Regions from separate parts of the Homo sapiens genome. Here region 1 is linked to region 2. A link is a contact called in ENCODE Hi-C data. All regions are on one chromosome and are shown on one strand. The core of a region is the stretch at or near the end of the contact, and the rest is flanking DNA. Distances in the headings are between cores, read along the strand shown. Region 1 overlaps LINC02551 (long intergenic non-protein coding RNA 2551). Region 2 has its middle 22 kb from the start of PRDM10.

Region 1 (6,167 bases), core at 2,427-4,926, 830 kb after region 2:
GGAGAATACTGAATGGGCTGTAAGTGGATCCGAGTTTAAATCATATTCTTGTTGAATATTCTTGTGCAAGTAACTTAACTTCCCTGGATCTCAATGTCCTCGTCTTTTAAATGCGGTGATAGGACTAGCAATAAAACACGGTGGTTCTATTTTAATTTGCAGGTAGTGTTTATAAGTTATCTGGGGAGACACACAGGAACACACACACACACACATACATACACACACACACTCAAATACAGAACAAATGAGTAAAGAGCATTGCTAACTCTCAACAAATACTTTAAGTTCTTTCTTAACACTATGGGCTACAGAGGAGAAATAACCTTTATCCTTGAAGAATTTTATGATCTTGTATGGGAGACAAAACAAATTTGTGTGAACCAACTAGAGAATAATATAAAGCCACATATGACAACCTTGGATTAACCTCATTCTTATGGAGCTCCCTTTAAAATATTACTCACCTGAAACTCAAGAAAACCAGACTCGGCAATAAATGTAAAACCCAAGTCCCTCGGCCACATTTGCACTGAAATGTAAAATAAAGGGTTAGACAGGTACAATTTCCTTTGTAGTGATAAAATCCTCTGATTCTATTGCATAATCTCCAAAAGCAGGTCCAAACCGAATAATTTTTTTCCCCTGAAACTAGATTCCTCCCTGTTTAGTAGAGTCCCCATTTCCAATTTAGGACTTTGCCAACCCCATACAACTTCTTTGCACAAAATACCCCAAGATAAGGTCAAGGAGAAGGCCTTACATTATGTCAGCCCCATTATCTGAGCTTGAGAGCCTCCCTTGGCTCCGCCCTGTCTGGGCAATGCAGTGGGAGAGGGGACTGGGCTGGGGGTGGCCAGGTGGCTGTCTAGCCTGCCTGGTCACAAAGACCCCAGTGAGTGTGAGATGAGCACATGACAGGGGCTCCGGGCAGGTCAGACTTGACGCCTCACTTGACCCCACTGACAGCCAGAGTTTGATAAAGACATGATTGAGTTGAGGATTTCTTTCTGACAGTTTAATGGATGGCTATAATTAGGGGCCTGCTCTGAGGGTGTGGAAACACATAGACCCCATTGTAGGGAGGCTAAATGCTACAAAGGTCAAGGCCAAAATATGGTATGAAAGAAGCTCAACGTTTTCCAACACACAGGAGAAGTGAGTCAGTAGTGAAACGTGTTTACTAAGCATGATCAAGCATACCCATTTCTTTTCAGTTCCTGAGCCTGATGGTTGTCATCAGTGGTGGGTCTCTGAAGCAGAGTTTCAGTCCTTGTGGCTCCAGAGACTAGCACTCTAAAGGTGGAGTTGACAGGATAAACTTCCCACCTGATCTCAGAAAGCAACTGACTTTCTTTTCTTCTCCTGGAACCATCTCCCTGACTGAAAATAAGAATGACAACAATAACTGAGACATACACATTGAATTTTAATGTTAAATTTAAACAATATTTGTCAGTTTGTTTATGCTTCATTGTCAAAATAATGATTAATGAAAGTGGCTTTAAGCCCTAGATACTTTCTGGGATGTTTTAAAAGACTTCTTCTTGGAATAAAGGAGCCATGATGTGCCAGCCATAATAAGATCCAACTAACAACGAACAAAAAAAATACAGTGAGTAATGGCAATAATGTTCTCATTAAAGGAAAATACCTCACAACTTAGACAGAAACAGAGGGAATTAGTGAAACTCCATCCATTGAGGGCTCATAGGCTGCCCTTGGAAATACTCTTACCTGGTCACAGTACTAGTGAATTCATTTCCTGGTTAAGTTGGTAAGGTAGGCATCTTGAAAGACATTCATTAATCAAAGAATCAGATAATCCCAGGGCTGAAAAGGATTTTGGAGGCCCTAGAGTGCCAAAAGGCTGACCCACCTCTGCCGTATGGATTCTGATGAACAGAAGCTCTGACTCCTTTACACTGCCTATCCCAATCTGGGTAGCTATGAGTATTAACAAACTTGTCCCGATACAGTAGTCTCCCTTATCTGCAGTTTCACTTTCTACAGTTTTAGTTACCTGTGCTTAACCGCAGTCCAGAAATAGTAAATGGCAAATCTCAGAAATACACGTAAGTTTTAAATTGCATGCCCTTCTGAATGGCATGATAAAAATCTCATGCAGTCCTACTCCATCTCACCCAGGACGTGAATCATCCCGTTGTCTGGCATGTCCATGCTGTCTGCGCTACTCACCCATGAGTCACATAGGAGCCGTCTTGGTTATTAGATTGACTGTCATTTGTTTTGCAGTGCTTGTGTTCAAGTGACCCTTATTTTACTGAACAGTGGCTCCAAAGAACAAAAGTAGTGATGCTGGCCATTTGAACATGCCTAGGAGAAGCTGGGAAGTGCTTTCGTTAAGTGAAAAGGTGAGAGCTCTTGACTTAATAACGAAAGAATAAAAATTGCAATATTAAAGTTGCTGAGATCTACAGTGAGAATGAATTTTTTTACCTGTGAAATTGTGAAGAAGAAAAAAATTCATATAGTTTTGCTGTTGCACCCCAAACTTTATCATAGATATGTATGTATAGGAAAAAAACATAGTTGGGGTTGGTACTATCCTAGGTTTCAGGCATCCACTGGGTGTCTTGGAACATATTCCCTGTGAATAAGTGGGGACTACTGCATTGAGCTAAAATCTGTTTTTTTTTTTTGTTTGTTTGTTTTTTTAACCTCCCACTAATTGGTTCCATTCTACCAACTGGGGTCACATAGAACAAGGCTAAGTCCCTGTTACATATGTTACTAGGACTGGCTATGTAATTTGCAGGGCCCAGTGCAAAATGAGAATGTGGGGCCCATGTTAAAAATTACTAAGAATTTCAAGATGGTAACAGAGCATTAAGCCAAGGGTGGAACCCTTCTAACTGCAGAGCTCTGTGTGGCTTTACAGGTAAGCAACCCAGAAAGTTGGCGGCGTAGGGAACTTTCTGTTTTGTTTCTGAATGACTGGATTTGGTACAGTGTTAATAGAAGGAAACTATTTTTCCTCCACTTTGTGTTATAACTCTTTTTCAATTCCTTCTTCCTTCCTGCAGATCCCATGGAATATTCTGGTCTTTTGCATATATTAAAAGCCCAGTTCAATATTTTATTAAACTCCAAGCTGTCAATCACTACCTTTGCCCTGGCTGGGGCTGGGAAACTTGCAGAGACTTGCTTCTTTTCTTTGTTCTCCTGGCTGATCTACCTCCCACTCTTCATGTTGCTGTTGGCTCCTTCAGGGCTGGCCAGGGGTAGAAGGAGAAGGGCAGTGGATGGGAAAGGTCTTCCTTACTTGGTAGGCCCAGGTGTGATCCGGCGTTTAAGGGCTCTCTGAGCTGAGCACTCAAGTGCTCCTCTTTTCTTTCATGGGTACATCTCTGGGTTCTTCTAAGCTCCTCCTCTGGGGACTCTCAACTGCGGTTTTCTGGTGCAGGGATGCCTCCTTTGGCTAGAAGTTGATGACATTCGCCCAGCCCATGGCTGGTGGTTCACTGCAGTCTCCTTCTGCTGGGGTCATCCACCCTGCACTCCCTCCCTAATTCCAGTGGTCCTCTTGGATAGAGTTTTCAAACTGCCTCATGCTGGTCTCTTCCTCAGGATTCACATGTGGACCTTGAGAAACATGTGTTTTTGCGCTGCCGTTTGCATAGCTCCCTTCAGTCTGCCAGCACAGCTTCTACTCCCTGCCCACAGCCAGAAACTCCCTCCTTCAGATTTTCTTCCAAGTAAGTGTGACTCAGATACCAGTTCCAGAATCTGCCCCAATTCCAAGGAATATATGGCAAGCCTGTTAGAGGTTCTTTGAAACTCATCTCAGTTGGCCTGAGTAGTGGAGGATTAGGAGGGCATTTCAGCATACAACTTTCTTTACTTTTTTTTTTAGGCAGAATTTTGCTCTGTTGCCCAGGCTGGAGTGCAATGGTGCAATCATGGCTCACTGCAGCCTCAATCTTCTAGACTCAAGCAGTCTTCCCATCTCAGCCTTCCCATCTCAGGTCCTGAGTAGCTGGGACCAAAGGCATGTACCACCACACCTGGCTGATTTTTTTTTTTTTTTTTTTTTTTGGAGAGATGGGGTCTCGCTTTGTTGCCCAGGCTACAACTTTCTTCCTGAAGAAAGCTTACCATTTGTTGCTCCTCCTTAACGGATACTTAGTCTTTTCTTATATCATCTGGAGATGAGTGATAGACCAACGCAAGCAGAACAAATTATTGGTCTTGCCCCTTTCTCTAAATTTGAAGGTAGTTGGCACCTATTGTGGTTAGTGTTAGGGCTTTAGCAGACAGTGAGACAATAAAGAGAAGTCCCACTTGAACATCCTGTTATACAAGTAATGGACTAAGAAACATTTGAGGATAACTACAGCTATGGATTCAATGTTTGTGTCCCCCACAAATTCATGTGTTGAACTCCTAACTTCCAATGTGGCTATGTTTGGAGATAGGGCCTTTATGCAGGTAATTAAGGTTAAATTAGACTATAAGGGTAGGGACCTGATCTGGCAGAATTTGCATCCTTATTCTTAATTCCCTTTCTCTCTCATGTGCCCTTCTCTCTCCACCATGTGAGGACACAGTGAGAAGGAGGACATCTGTAAGTTAGGAAGAGGGTCCTCAACAGAACTAAATTGGCTGGCACCTGGATCTTGGACTTCCCAACCTTCAGAATCGTGAGAAAATAAATGTCTGTTGTTAAAGCCAGTCTGCTATGGCATTTTGTTAGTCAGCCTGAGCTGAGTAAGATGACTACTCTGCACTTCCGTGAGTGTTGCCTTTCTAAATGTGAGCACCTGCCATTCCTTTAATCCTCCGCAGCAGACCAAAATCTGTTTGCTCACCTCTCTGGACAGGCTCTAGTTTGTTACATATTGGAGTCACACTTTTCACAGGAATTGTTCTCCGTGGAGAACATTGAGCATAAGTGGAAATTGTGTTAAGCCACCTCACTCTTGAAAACCTGTTTGGTTGTTCTTAAAATGTAAATATAAAATATGAGATCAGTAGGATAAAGAAGGGTTGGATGCACAAACATATAACTAGGATTACTCTCTTGTAAACACAATTTAGATGGTTGTCTTTCTTTTTTGCTGAGGTTGCATGGTAGAATTTGGGTAACGTAAATGCACTTTTGACGTAATGTGACTGTACTCAACTTAAAGGATGGTGCCCAGATCTGAACATGCTATCCCAGGGTGGTCTCCTGAGCAAAAGGAAGAGGACTCTCAACCCCAGGACCCAGAAACTGTAGTTCTCTGAATGTTTCCTGAAAGTGCAGTGATGCTGGTAGCCTAAATCCATCCTGCTATCTCATTTGGTGTCTCACTTTCTCTATTTTATCCTTTCTGTATGCTTTTTAAATGCAGGCACGGAACTCATACTTACCTCTTTCTTTCAGATTCTGTCCTTTGATGTATTAAAATATATTAATCGCTCTTAAAGTATCTCCTCACATGATGCTTATTAATTGCAAAAAGAAAAACAGTTAACTTTACAGAGGGGAAACTTGACAGCCTTCCCCATAAGCAAATGACCGGTGTAAGGTACAGTGGCATCATGTGCCTCTGGATACTATGCACTGAGAAGGACATAACACCACTGTGAGTATTGCTAAAAAGGCACAACCTCCATCGAACCTTGAGAAAACACCAGACACACACCCAGATGGTGGAACATTCTATAAAATAAAAGTATATCAATGTCATTAAAGAGAAGAAAGACTGAGGACCTAGCTCACAGATTGGAGGAGATTAAGAAGACATACTGACTAAATGCAATGTGGATAAGAAAAAGGCCACTGGTGGGAAAATTGGTGAAATTCAAATAAGGTCTGTAGATTAGCTAAGAGTATTGTATAAATGATAATTTCCTGGTTTTAATAATTTTACTAAGGTTTTATAAGATGTCAATGTAAGAGAAAGCTAGGAAAGGTTTTTGCAATTTTTCTTTGAGTCTATCATCATTACTTTAAACTAGAAGTTTACAAATTGTATTTATTGGGTCCCTCCTCTGTGCCACTCTCTGTGCTGGGAGGAGAGCAGTAAACAAGACACAAGCTCTGCTTTCAGAGGCTCACAGTAGACTTTGCAGAAGGCCAAGCAGTCATGTACTACTTGTTATGATGGGTGTATGCATACAGTGCCAGAAAGAGCAAACAGCAGGGCTATTGGCTGGAG
Region 2 (6,786 bases), core at 514-3,013:
CGGGCCAGCGCGAGTTCCGGGTGGGCGTGGGCTGGGCGGACCCCGCGCTCGGAGCAGCCGGCCGGCCCTACCAGCCCTGGGCAGTGAGGGGCTTAGCGCCCGGGCCGGCAGCTGCTGTGCTCAATTTCTCGCCGGGCCTTAGCTGCCTTCCCGCGGGGCAGGGCTGGGGACCTGCAGCCCGCCATGCCTGAGACTCCCCCCACTCCGTGGGCTCCCGTGCGGCCCGAGCTTCCCCGACGAGAGCCGCCCCCTGCTCCACGCGCCCAGTCCCATCGATCACCGAAGGGCTGAGGAGTGAGGGCGCAGGGTGCACAGCCCCGGTGCGGGATCCACTGGGTGAAGCCAGCTGGGCTCCTGAGTCTGGTGGGGACGTGGAGAACCTTTATGTGTAGCTAAGGGATTGTAAATACACCAGTCGGCACTCTGTATCTAGCTCAAGGTTTGTAAACACACAAGTCAACACCCTGTGTCTAGCTCAGGGTTTGTGAGTGCACCAATCGACACTCTGTATCTAGCTACTCTGGTGGGGACTTGGAGAACCTTTGCGTCGACACTCTGTATCTAGCTAATCTGGTGGGGACGTGGAGAACCTTTGTGTCTAGCTCAGGGATTGTAAACGCACCAATCAGCACCCTGTCAAAACAGACCACTGGGCTCTACCAATCAGCAGGACGTGGGTGGGGCCAGATAAGAGAATAAAAGCAGGCTGCCCGAGCCAGCGGTGGCAACCCGCTCGGGTCGCCTTCCACACCGTGGGAGCTTTGTTCTTTCTCTCTTTGCAATAAATTTTGCTGCTGCTCACTCTTTGGGTCCAGACTGCCTGAAGAGCTGTAACACTCACCGTGAAAGTCTGCAGTTTTTCTCCTGAAGCCAGCGAGACCACGAACCAACCGGGAGGAACGAACAACTCCAGACACACCGCCTTAAGAGCTGTAACACTCACCGCGAAAGTCTGCAGCTTCGCTCCTGAGCCAGCAAAACTACGAACCCACCAGAAGGAAGAAACCGCGAACACATCCGAACATCAGAAGGAACAAACTCCGGACACACCGCCTTTAAGAACTGTAATGCTCACCGCGAGGGTCAGCGGCTTGATTCTTGAAGTCAGTGAGACCAAGAACCCACCAATTCCAGACACATAGCTATACCCCACTCTCCACAAAACACTGAAAAATTAGCCAGGGATGGTAACACACACTTGTAGTAGTAGCCACTCTGGAGGCTGAGGCTGGGATTGCTTGAGCCCATGAGTGTGAGACTGCAGTGAGGTGTGGTTATACTACTGCATTCAGCCTGGGCAACAGAGTGAAACCCTGTCTCTGCAAACCAACAGCACTGCCTTGGAAATTCAAACCAATGCAATAAAATATAGAACAAAAATAAGAGATAATTATTAGAAAAGAGAAAACAAAATTATCGTTACTTGCAGAGTATACAGTTAAGTCTACAAGAGTTTGGTGACTAGACACAAAATACAAATTAATAGTTTTCCATAAAGAGTAACAAAAATCACAGGAAATGCCAAAGAAAAATACAAGTTTATGGTGAACCTACTATGCACTTAACTTGATCCTTCAAAAAATGAGATGTGTGAGATGACTCAATTGTTAGAAATGATTTCTGGAATGCCTGAGGTCAAGGCTTCTGCCCCAGACACGCTTGACTGGCTCCACCACTTTGCCTATGGTCTGTTCACTTGCCAAGCCTAGTTTTGATTATCACTACTCCTCACTGACAGCAGGAAACACAACTGAGCAATCTGCGATTGTCTTTCCTCTGATCACACCAGTTGGTCCCAAGGGAGTTCATGGGTCACAGCCCAGCAGCCCCTTTGTGTGCTTTCACCTGTGTTGGATTGCTACCTGTTTGTTGGAGAAGGTTGCTTTCCAGCCTGTTTTAAACCAACAGTGGCCTTTTGCCATCATCTTCCCCCATGTTTATAATTTGGCTTGATGGCTAGCTGAACAATAATAGGGAAAATGACAAAAGAACATAATAGGGATGGAAGAGAAAAACAGTTGTATACTTTGGGCCAGTGGTTTGCTTGCTTTCCTTACAAACAGGAACAGAGAAGTAGTACTGGGAAGGAAAATGGAAAGAGAAAAACAAAAACAAACACAAAACCTTTAGTAGAGTAGGCTAAGAAGATATGAATGATTCGTGTTTTAAATGACAGCTCCCCGAAAACATTATAGAAAATACTTTCTTTTTTTTTTTTTTGAGATGAAGTCTTGCTCTGTTGCCCAAGCTGGAGTGCAGTGGCGTGATCTTGGCTCACTGCAAGCTCCGCCTCCCGGGTTCATGCCATTCTCCTGCCTTAGCCTCCAGAGTAGCTGGGACTACAGGCGACTGCCACCATGCTCGGCTAATTTTTTTTTTTTTTTTGTATTTTTAGTAGAGACGGGGTTTCACTGTGTTAGCCAGGATGGTCTCGATCTCCTGACCTTGTGACCCGCCCGCCTCGGCCTCCCAAAGTGCTGGGATTATAGGCTTGAGCCACAGCGCCCGGCCAGATAGAAAATACTTTCTAAGAATTTTCACTGATGAAACATTCAGACATCTTTTTTGTTGTTTACTTAAAGCTTAATTTTAAAAACGCAATACAGGGCAAAATATTTCTATCTGGAGTAAAACTCTTCTTTCTGTATAGTGTTCTACAACACACAGAGCCTTCCATATACATGGTCCCATTTGATCCAAGTGAGATTGCAAATATCGTGGCTGACCAAATGGTAAACTAGGGAGAATCTTATGATGAATGGGAGAAAGGAAATGGAAAATTTTTTGGAAAACAAAACCCTAAGCCAAATATAGCAAAGATTAAGATCTACAGGAACATTGTTCTGAATATTTATGGGTAATCCATGAATAATCCTCAGAAATAGATATTGCTCATGCAAATCAGATGAAAAGAATTTGGATGGATTTTTCCAGCACATATGGCAATAAAGCCTGTGAGAAGACTAAAAAGACAGTGACATTCTTTGTTGTTGTTGAGATGGAGTCTTGCTCTGTCACCCAGGCTAGAGTGTGGTGGTGCAATCTCAGCTCACTGCAACCTCTGCCTCCTGGGTTCAAGCAATTCTCCTGCCTCAGTCTCCTGAGTAGCTGGGACTACAGGTGCCCACCACCACGTCCGGCTAATTTTTGTATTTTTAGTAGAGACGGGGTTTCACCGTGTTGCCCAGGCTGGTCTCAAACTCCTGACCTCAAGTGATCCGCCTGCCTCCGCCCCCCCCAAAGTGCTGGGATTACAGGTGTGAGCCACAGTGCCCAGCCGACAGTGACATACTTGAGGGACATGGATGCAAAGTTTTAAACACTGAGAGGAAACTAAGTGCTATTGGTTAGAAAAATAATCCTTCTCTGTTAGTAAAACCACACTTCATTAAAAGAGACAGCAAGAAATGAGGAGAAACTCCACTGTACCCTGATACATACTATAATACTTCATGGTTTTGTTTGTTTGTTAGTTTTGAGACGGAGTCTCACTCTGTCACCCAGGCTGGAGTGCAGTGGCATGATCTCAGCTCACTGCAACCTCTGCCTCCCAGGTTCAAGTGATTCTCCTGCCTCAGCCTCCTGAGTAGCTGGGACTATAGGCACCCACCACCACGCCCAGCTAATTTTTGTATTTTTAGTAGAGATGGGGTTTCACCATGTTGCCCAGGCTGGTCTCAAACTCCTCACCTCAGGTGATTTGCCTGCCTTTGCCTCCCAAAGTGCTGGGATTACAGGTGTGAACCACTGAGCCCGGCTGATAGTTCATGTTTAGATTTTAAGTTGCTTGAGCTTGTTGTTCCCTCTCAGCAAACAGCAAGAGACAGACTGGTCCTGCATGGATTTAATCTTAGGACCTTTTCTCCTCCTTAGCAGTGTTTTTTATTTACTCTACTCATGTGGTCATGGAATGTAAATGTTCTCTTAACTGCTCTTTCTTATCATATTTAAAAAAACCAACAGAGAGCTTGAGAACTGAGTGTCTTCCCTTTCAAGTCTTCTCTTCACATTTCAATATGGCACCCAATTGCTTTTCACTGTAGTCAAGACACAATCAAATTTTTTTAAGTTTACATATTTTATTTCCTCACCAAGAAGAAGCATTAATCACTGATACCTAAAAATGCAATCATTGCTGGTGACTAGGTTTCTAGAAGAAATTTTTTTTTTTTTGAGGTGTAGTCTTGCTCTGCCATCCAAGCTAGAGTGCAGTTGCATGATCTTGGCTCACTGCAACCTCTGTCTCCTGGGTTCAAGCAATTCTCCTGCCTCAGCCTCCTGAGTAGCTGGGATTACAGGCACGCGCCACCACACCTGGCTAATTTTTGTGTTTTTAGTAGAGACGGGGTTTCACCATGTTGGTCAGGCTGGTCTCGAACTCCTGACCTTGTGATCCACCCACCTCAGCCTCCCAAAGTACTGGGATTACAGGCGTGAGCCACCACGCCCGGTCTAGAAGAAATATTTTTAAATTTTGTTTTTTCACACAAAAGTCACATACGCACACGAACATCTCAACTATTCATATTGTGTTCATGACCTACTCGTTCAGTTCATCCACATGTGATTTGTTTAAAAGTGTTCCCCCAGGTTAGAGAATAAAATAAGACCCGAGTTTTTAACATTGAATCCCTCTAAAATGTATGCAAAGTGCTGTCTTCAAATTCATATGTGCATTTCTTCTGAGGAGAGATAATAGTTTCTAGCACATTCTCCCTGAAGAGTCCAAGACCCCATAAAAACTAGAAATTGCAGGCTCACGCCTGTAATCCTAGCACTTTGGGAGGGTGAGGTGGGCGAAGTCAGGAGATCAAGACCATCCTGGCCAACATGGTGAAACCCCGTCTCTACTAAAAATACAAAAATTAGCCAGGCATGGTAGTGTGCACCTGTAGTCCCAGCTACTCGGGAGGCTGAGGCAGGGGAATCGCTTGAACCAGGGAGGCGGAGGTTGCAGTGAGCCTGTATCACGCCACTGCACTCCAGCCTGGTGACAGAGCGAGACTCCATCTCAGAAAAAAAAACCAAAAACTAGAAATCATTGCCTTGGCCAGTGCAGTGGCTCACGCCTGTAATCCCAGCACCTTGGGAGACCAAGGAGGGAGAATCACTTCAGCCCAGGAGTTCGAGACCAGCCTGGGCAACACGGTGCAACCCTACCTCTATAAAAAATGCAAAAATTAGCCGGGTGTGATAGCACGTGCCTGTAGTCCCAGCCACTTGGAAGGCTAAGGTGGAGGGATGTCTTGAGCCCAGGAGGCGGAGGTTGCAATGAGCCGAGATTTTGCCACTGCACTCAAGCCTGAGCGACAGAGCCAGACCCAGTTTCAAAAAAAGAAAAAAGGAAACAATCATTGCCTTATAATTACTGAAAACCAAGGGACTTTTATGTTAATGACATAGGAGTTTTAAAAACTTTTTATTTTTTAGGGACAGGGCCTTGCTGTGTTGCCCAGGGTGGAATGCAGTGGCACAATCACAGCTCACTACAGCCTTGATCTCCTGGCCTCAAGCAGTCCTCCCACCTCAGCCTCCCAAGTAGCTAGGACTAGATACATGTGCCACCATGCCTGGATCATTTAAAAAAAAATTTTTTTTTTTTTTGTAGGTGAGGAGGCTAGGGAGGTGTCTCGCTATGTTGCCCAAGTTGGTCTGTAACTCCTGGCCTCAAGCAATCCTCCCTCCTTGGCCTCCTAAAGTGCTGGGATTACAGCCATAAACTTCCTTAATTGGCTATATAAGTGCTTCCCAAATTGTAATTCGAATACAAATCATCTGGGGATTCTGTTTAAAATGTAGATCGTAATTCAGAAGTTCTGGGATAGGGTTTGAGACTTTCCATTTGTAACAGATTCCAAGGTGATGTTGCTACTGGTCCATGGACCACAATTTAAGTCACAGCAAAAAATATATCACAAACCCAAAGAGGGTATGCAGAGTTCAGAGCATTTCACCCATTAACAAGATTCTAATACCATATTTGTCAATACACCCTAACGTTCAGCAAAGAAAAGACTAAACATTTACTGGCATTGGCTTTCGCCACACTTTTTTTTTTTTTTTTTTTTGAGATGGAATAATTTCGCTCTGTCTTCCAGGCTGGGGTGCAGTGGCGCGATCTCGGCTCACTGCAATCTCTGCCTCCCAGGTTCAAGTGATTCTTCTGCCTCAGCCTCCCGAGTAGCTGGGACTACAGGCATGTGTCACCATGCCCTGCTAATTTTTATATTTTTAGTAGAGACGGGGTTTTACCATATAGAGCAGGCTGGTCTTGAACTCCTGATCTCGTGATCCACCCGCCTCGGCCTCCCAAAGTGCTGAGATTATAGGCTTGAGCCACTGTGCCCGGCCTGCCACACTTCGAATAAACAGTGTATCCAAGAGATGAAAAGTTACAGCGCTCACCACTATTTAGAGGTCTGAAGTTGATTTTTGCCAATGTCATACATCATGGAGGCTCTCTGAATTCCCAATTTTTTGTGTTTATTCCATCCACCCAATTTATAGACTTGATTTGTGGGAATTTAATAAAATGCCATCTGTCCCCCAAGTGCAGACATAGATAGAAAGTGATGATGCTTCTGGCCTTTTTTTTTTTTTTTTTTTTTTTTTTGAGACGGACTCTTGCTCTGTCGCCCAGGCTGGAGTGCAGTGGCACAATCTTGTCTCGCTGCAACCTCCACCTCCCAGGTTCACGCCATTCTCCTGCCTCAGCCTCCCAAGTAGCTGGGACTACAAGCACGTGCCACCATGCCTGGCTAATTTTTTTGTATTTTTAGTAGAGAC

Evidence for each region. Hi-C counts contacts between places; a loop is a spot of excess contacts on that map. Pooled maps may share reads with other maps.
Region 1: a map with no recorded cell type shows a loop between it and region 2 (9-fold over the local background). The contact joins two enhancer-like sites. A Hi-C loop is called at or near these places in 8 of 37 single-sample maps with no recorded cell type and 4 of 50 pooled maps.

Annotation. Positions count from the first base shown.
Region 1 is chr11:130,845,660-130,851,826 of GRCh38, forward strand. It overlaps LINC02551 (long intergenic non-protein coding RNA 2551), which reads right to left. Exons shown (of 6, transcript NR_125383.1): 4 at 1,204-1,383; 5 at 468-532. Among named protein-coding and RNA genes, the nearest start is that of LINC02551, 13 kb to the right of the region's middle. Within about 2 kb of position 3,677, at least 2 of the 41 ENCODE cell types and tissues checked have a DNase peak (open chromatin) inside an H3K27ac peak, as active enhancers do.
Region 2 is chr11:130,021,713-130,028,498 of GRCh38, forward strand. No RefSeq gene overlaps it. Among named protein-coding and RNA genes, the nearest start is that of PRDM10, 22 kb to the left of the region's middle. RefSeq lists a silencer at 1,734-1,813. Within about 2 kb of position 1,764, at least 4 of the 41 ENCODE cell types and tissues checked have a DNase peak (open chromatin) inside an H3K27ac peak, as active enhancers do.